2 separate regions of the Homo sapiens genome follow, and region 2 is linked to region 1. Evidence: chromatin contacts called from ENCODE Hi-C or POLR2A ChIA-PET data. All regions are on one chromosome and are shown on one strand. The core of a region is the stretch at or near the end of the contact, and the rest is flanking DNA. Distances in the headings are between cores, read along the strand shown. Region 1 overlaps LOC124905248 (a long non-coding RNA gene). Region 2 has its middle 3.8 kb from the start of TLR8-AS1.

The links. Hi-C counts contacts between places; a loop is a spot of excess contacts on that map. ChIA-PET counts read pairs that join two places held with the same protein, here RNA polymerase II (POLR2A). Pooled maps may share reads with other maps.
Region 2: a loop to region 1 is called in a map of PC-9, with 16 times the contacts of the local background. The contact joins two enhancer-like sites. A Hi-C loop is called at or near these places in 5 of 168 maps with a recorded cell type or tissue (Caco-2, IMR-90, MCF 10A and 2 more) and 6 of 50 pooled maps. POLR2A ChIA-PET finds 5 or more read pairs at or near these places in 2 of 52 experiments (HEK293 and PC-9).

What each region holds. Positions count from the first base shown.
Region 1 is chrX:13,396,765-13,400,023 of GRCh38, reverse strand. All of the region lies in intron 1 of LOC124905248 (a long non-coding RNA gene), which reads left to right. Among named protein-coding and RNA genes, the nearest start is that of LINC01203, 63 kb to the right of the region's middle. Within about 2 kb of position 1,528, at least 7 of the 41 ENCODE cell types and tissues checked have a DNase peak (open chromatin) inside an H3K27ac peak, as active enhancers do; they include PC-9, where a contact is called at or near this core.
Region 2 is chrX:12,945,471-12,948,729 of GRCh38, reverse strand. No RefSeq gene overlaps it. Among named protein-coding and RNA genes, the nearest start is that of TLR8-AS1, 3.8 kb to the right of the region's middle. RefSeq lists an enhancer at 1,518-1,647 and a cis regulatory region at 1,522-1,965. Within about 2 kb of position 1,734, at least 21 of the 41 ENCODE cell types and tissues checked have a DNase peak (open chromatin) inside an H3K27ac peak, as active enhancers do; they include PC-9, where a contact is called at or near this core.

The DNA.
Region 1 (3,259 bases), core at 279-2,778:
TATAGTGTTTTTCACCTCACCAATCATGTCAAGTAGGCATTGCCTATCCATTTTATAAATTTTACATCCATTTTATAAATGAACAGACAATGGACTCAAAGATGGTGGTGACTTTAATGTCACTCTGGCTGAGACTGCTTGTTGCCTACCTAATATTCACTTTTCCTTACATCTTTAGTCAATGAGTCCTGATATTTTTCAGGGTGGCAGCCTAACTAAAAGAGTATATTTCCCAGCTAAGCATGGCATTATAACTGAATTCTGTCCAATATGAAAGCTATTGGGTGTCACTTCCGGAAAGACTCCTTAGAAAGGAATAGGACGTGCCTCTTCTTGCCTTACCCCTTTTACCTTCCTGTTCCCTGGAATGTAGATGTGATGGCTGCAGCCAGAGTAGCCATATTGTGACACTGAGGATGCAAACCATGTATGTATGAGAATGGTGAAGCAGATAGAAGGACTCTGACTGCCCAGTGACTTTGTTAAGGTACTACATCGGCCTGGACTGACCACCTCTGGCCCTTTTTTTTTTTTTTTTTGGAGACTGAGTCTCACTCTGTCACCCAGGAGGCTACAGTGCAGTGGCATGATCTTGGCTCACTGCAACCTCTGCCTCCAAGGTTCAAGCAATTCTCCTGCCTCAGCCTCCCGAGTAGCTGGGATTACAGGTGTGTGCCACCATGCCAGGATAATTTTTTTTTGTATTTTTAGTAGAGGCGGGGTTTCACCATGTTGGCCAGGCTGGTCTCGAACTCTTGACCTCAAGTGATCCGCCTGCCTCAGCCTTCCAAAGTCCTGGGATTACAGGTGTGAGCCACCATGCCTGGCCTCACCTCTGGACTTTTTAATAATCCCTGGAGGCTATCAGAGTTTATTAAAACACCCAGAGGTTAGGATTAGACCAAATGCAGTTGGTCTAATCATAACCAACATGGTCACATAGCTAGGACTTGTAGAGCTTGGACTGTAAGACATCTAACTTTTGCTATTTCCATTCTGGACATGCACCCAGGCAGGTCATTTAAAGACAATATTTAAGTGGAAGAATAATCAAGATGTAAAACCACTCAAATAGTTTCATAAATACTTTTTGGGGAGCATAGAAGTTACTGGTCTTATAGAAGCCCTGTTGTAGAAAACTGTTTATTGTTCAGTTCTCGCTTTAGAAGTTTAAAACACATTTAGGTTTTCTCTTCTCTCGTTTATTTCAATGACTTTCCCTCCTTATCTGACTGTTAGTCTTGTTGGAATCTGGTCATGTGGTTGCTTTGTCTGGATTGTGAGAAATATAAGAATGCGCAAAGCCAGTGTAGTCTTCTCACCCAGCCGACTAACACATGACTCATGCATTCCAGTAAAGGTGGAGCAGGCCTGGCCACCAAAACCTGACCCCTGAGTCATTTCAATCAACTGCGAATGCCCAGGCAGCTGCATGCATTTGCTGAAACATTCTTTGGAAGGCATATGCTAATCCTTTCTTCCTAGATATAAATATTAACTCATCCATGCCTGTAGCACTTGTGGTCTCTGAACCCTACTTTTGGAATGCAGTTGGGGATATCAAGTTTGCAGGCTTGAGACACTGCCAGGTGACAGTTTGCTTCATTTTTCCATGGCCTTATTTAATCCTTTATTACTTTTTTTTTTGGTAGCACATGGCATTCATTTATGCACCCCTGGATGAGCAAAGTTCTTTGGCAGTTAACCTGAGTGACAAGGCACAAATCAATGGTCACTTCTTCCTTTCACAATAGGAAATTCTTGACTTAACCCTACTAGTTTCTTTCCAGCAGGGATGCAAGAGGTTACTGAGAACAGTGTCGATAACCTTGCATGATGTGCTATTTCTTTTTTCTTTTGATTAGGCTGTTTGCCCCCTTCATCATACCCTTACAAAATCATCCTCATATTTGTGTCATTAACCCTTTAACTGATTTCAACACACTTCCAGGAAGATTCAGTGGGTGTTTCAATCTACCATTTTGCAAGAGTGTCTCTTCTTACCTATCCATAAGCATAACTAATCTTTCTTTCATATCAATCTGTACTAATAGTACATTTGTAGCTCGTGGAATCTAATAAGGATTATGTAAATTTCTGCCTATTGATTTTTTTAGGTCCTCCAAACTAGATAAAAGGAAAGACTTTTATTTTCTGATGTCCCATTTAATAATTCAGTCTTCTTTTTCTGCAACTTAAACTCCATATCTATTATAATCTCTGCTTCATATAATAGCTGTTCTCATAGATACTTCAAGATTTTTTTCAGAAGGTCAAACAAGAGCTTCCTGCAAGATATAAAGGTGAGAGAACATTTAAACAGGCATCTCCAGTCATTGATAAGTTACTTGCTTCTTTGAAAATTCCAATTATCTTTGTGTACATGTTTTAAATTGCAGACGTTGTATTGGATAGAGATATCAGATTCACTGGGAAAGAGAGTGAGGGGCTAAATTTATTTTAGCTGAGATTTCTGCCACAGGCTCTTCAAGTTGAGCACCTTCTCTCAGTGGGTAGAGAGGCTAATTTAGCTTCAAAAATGATGATTTTCACAACACAAATGCAATGTACCATGAATTTCACTAGTTTAGAAAGCTAGATATTATATACTTGTGTTTTAAGAGTTCCAAGAAAAGGAGCCATTAACCATCTTACTTTTATCAATCAAAATAATTAAATTGAAAATAAAATGAAATTTTCTGAGTAAATCAGTTGTAATAATTGCTCTGTGATTTATGAAATATGAGTGGGCTGTTGAGAAATACACTCTCTAGTTGATGGACCATATATTATGCTAGCTGTTCCTTAAGGCTGCTCTTCTGAAAGCAAATCTATTTGCTGAAAGAAGTGGACTGAAATGGGAAACAAATTGTGCACTAGAAGGCACTAGAATTATGAATGTCAGCCTGGAATGGAAAACATATATTTCAGAAACATGCTTATTGGGAGAATAGACAAAGCATGAGGTCATAGGAAGGAAGGGCAGAGATGGGGAATAAATGATTAATAAAAAGCTTCTGAATGCTCTGTGGAACAACTCCAAATCCTTTCATAGATCAGTTTTACATTGCCTTAACTTTCCAGTGGGGGCATGGGGAGGCCCATGGGCATTTTAGAAAATTATAAAGTTTGCATTCATTTTTTCACGATTAGTATTTTCCCTTATTCTTCATTGCCTCTTCCTGAACATTCTCTATGGTATTATTAGAACTCTTATTAAAAACAAAAAACCTCTTTCCAGCTCATGCCATTTCATCCC
Region 2 (3,259 bases), core at 485-2,984, 450 kb after region 1:
GGAGATGGTTTATCCCAGATGGCGCATACCTCTTCCCAATTCCACATTCAGAGCTGTCACACTGGTGTCTTGAGATCTGCCATGGTGACAGTATTTACACCATGGAAATACTCCAAATCAGGGCTGCCCCCACCACCTTGAGAACCAGTTGTTAAACATTTACCAGCACATGACAGGTCTATTCCATTTATTTAAGAAAAACCACCTGAAGGGGCTTTTATTCCTTTATAGTATAGATAGGCAAGTCAAGCTCACAGCCAGTGATAAACCCACCTAAGATCTCACAGCTGGTAAGAGTGACTGAGTGTTGAGGCTGGCTTGTCATACTCCAAAGTTGATTTTTCCACTGTACCCTCAAAACCATTCTTCACTCCTCCAGTTCTGCCTACCCTTGACAGGTTTGATTACTCTAACTAACCAAGAGAATTGTGGGACTTAATAGCAGGTTCAAAACTGTAACTGTCATGCCTAAGTTGGTGGATGGCCACGTTTTGGCTGTGGAAGTGCAGTTTCCTGGGGGCTCACCTGGGTCACTGCCAACTTGACCTAAATCAAGTTTAAAGCCTTCCACCCTAGAGGTTAGGCAGCATATGAAAATACTGAATTCTCCACTGTCAACTGCAGAGGGTTAAAAGGGATTTGATGTAAACAAATTGCCAGGTCACACAAAAGTCAAAGTGCCACATGGCTTCCTCTTAGACAACCTGGAAGTGTTTGAAGGTCAGCAAACACAAGTGCTTCATTCAGAAGTGAACAAAGCAAATAGCAGGCTAGCATTATTGACCTTTGGGAGCAGAATTAATGGTGGCAATTGGAGATTTAAAACAAAACCAAACTGACTTGACTTCATGTTCTATTTTAATCAGGTTCCTATTTCTCTGTGTACTAACTTTGTTTTATTAAGTTTTGGGTTTTATTTTAAATGTGCTCAAAGCATAAGACATCTAAAGTAGTTAGTGGGCGTGAGGAATTAATTGACCCAGGAGCAAAGACTGCACATCTGACAATGGTTCTCAGTTTGGCTGTACATGGGAACCACCTGGGGACCTTTCAAAACGCCAGCTGCCCTGGTTGCATGCAGACCAGTTAATCCAAATCTCGGGGGCAGGGGGTAGGGGGGTCCCTGGCATTGGTCCTTGCGGATTGAAGCTCCCAGGTGATTCCCATGTGCAGCCAAGGTCGAGAACCACTACTCTTGTAGTTTATTTCCCTTATTCCCACTTAGCGTTTCTATTTTTTGAGTTTCTGTTGTGTATAGTCTGTTTGGGAAAAGCACTGTATCCAGTTACATGAGAGGTCCTGACACCACAGAAGGTGAAAAGGCCTCAGGGCGTTTCCTAGTGGGTGTTTCAGAGAATAAAGAATCCCCACACCTAGAAAACCAGTTCTCCCACACTCACCAGGAGTGACATCACCAGGAGCCAATAAAAAATTTCCACTTGAGTTTACCAGTTAAGCCCTCAATTGATTGAACCTAGAAATTGCTAGACAAACTGTGAAGGATTAGGTTCCTCCAAACTGCTCCTTTTATGAGGCCCATTCTCTGATTTACACTAGATCTAGCCTCTTACCAGTTCTCTCAGTTTCAATGCATTTGTTCTGTGGCTGTTGTAGTATTGGCAGGAGGAGGATTTGAGTCCGCAGGCAGATAAGAAGCCAAGTTTCAGAGGAAAAACAATGGAGATTCCACACCCTGAGCTCCTTGAGTCTAAAACCAAAGCCTAAAGGCTGTAGGCAAATTGTTGCTGCCCCCTATTGGCAGTGATTGGTGTTGACGCATGAGAAAGAGTCCAAGCCCCCTGGTGGTAAATTCCAGCTAGGCCCATCCCTTGCTGTCGCTCCACATTCCACTAACAATGCTGTAGGCACAAAAGAATTCCCCCTTAAATATATCAGATGGGAGTTGTGAAAGGAAAATAAATCTTGGGACCCCAAAATCACTAAGCTAAAGGGAAGTCAAGCTGGGAACTGCGTCAAGCAAACCTGCCTCCCATTTTATTCCTAAATAAGACAGCTACAAAGATAAAAAAAAAAAAAAGACATACCTCCCTCACAATTTGCCCACAAGGAAATTCCTCGTGGACAAAGGACAGACAGAGCTCAAAGTCATCCCTCTGAGGCTCATGTGAGACAAATGCATATCTGATTGCTTCCTCTGCCCTGTCGTTTCACCAAGGCAGACCAGGCATAAGTGACTATTCCTCCACCCTCCTCTCCCATGTGAATTGTATATTCAGTGAAAGGCTAATCAGAGACCCAATAGAATGCAACAAATGTCTCTTATCTACCTGTGATCTGGAAGCCCCCTCCCCTGATTCGAGTTGTCCTGCCTGTCTGGACGGAACCAATGTACATCTTACACATGTTGATTGATGTCTCACGTCTCCCTAAAATGTGTAGAACCAAGCTGTGCTCCGACCACCTTGGGCCCATGTAGCCAGGACCTCTTGAGGCTGTGTCATGGGTGCATCCTTAACCTTGGCAAAATAAACTTTCTAAATTGACTGAGGCCTGTCTCAGATATTTTGGATTCACAAATTGGTAACCATGAAGGGATTCTGAGTGGAGGTACCCCTGACCTTTGACAAATCTACTGTTGGTGCTTGGTACCAGCTTGAGCTATCTTTATGGCTCAAGCCAGTAGGACAATTGGCTGAGGCCTGGGAGACACCCCCACCCCCGACCAAGAGAATCCCTGATCTCTCCAAATTTGGTTGAGATCTAAAGTTTATTTTGCTGTATAACTCCTTTTCTGGAGTTTCACTTGCTCCCAAAAAGGAAGGCAAGTTTTCCTGCTTCCATGATGAAGAGTGCAGGTAACTCCTTTCTGGAATTTCAGCTCACTTCCAACAGGGAAGGCGAGTTTGAGTTTTTTCCTGCTTCAAAGATGGTAGAGAGCAGTGTTCAGCCTGAGCCCCATTCCTAGGTAAGTAGCTGAATTGGGCTTTTGTCTTGGCTAAAGTTAAAATTAACAATCAGCTGGTTTTAATTTATCCTTACCATTAGAGCGCTTGGTAATCATATATTAGGTTGGTGCAAAAGTAATTGCGGTTTTGCATTCTTTTTAATGGCAAAAAGCACAATTACTTTTGCACCAACCTATAAATTGTGGCATTGTTTGCTTTGCTTAGCTGTTTTTTGTTGTTCTTTGTTTCTGTTTTGGTTGTTGTTTTGGTCTTTTTTTCATTGGTTTCATGCACATCCGTGTGAAGAGACCACCAAACAGGCTTTGTGTTAGCAACAAGGCTGTTTATTTCAC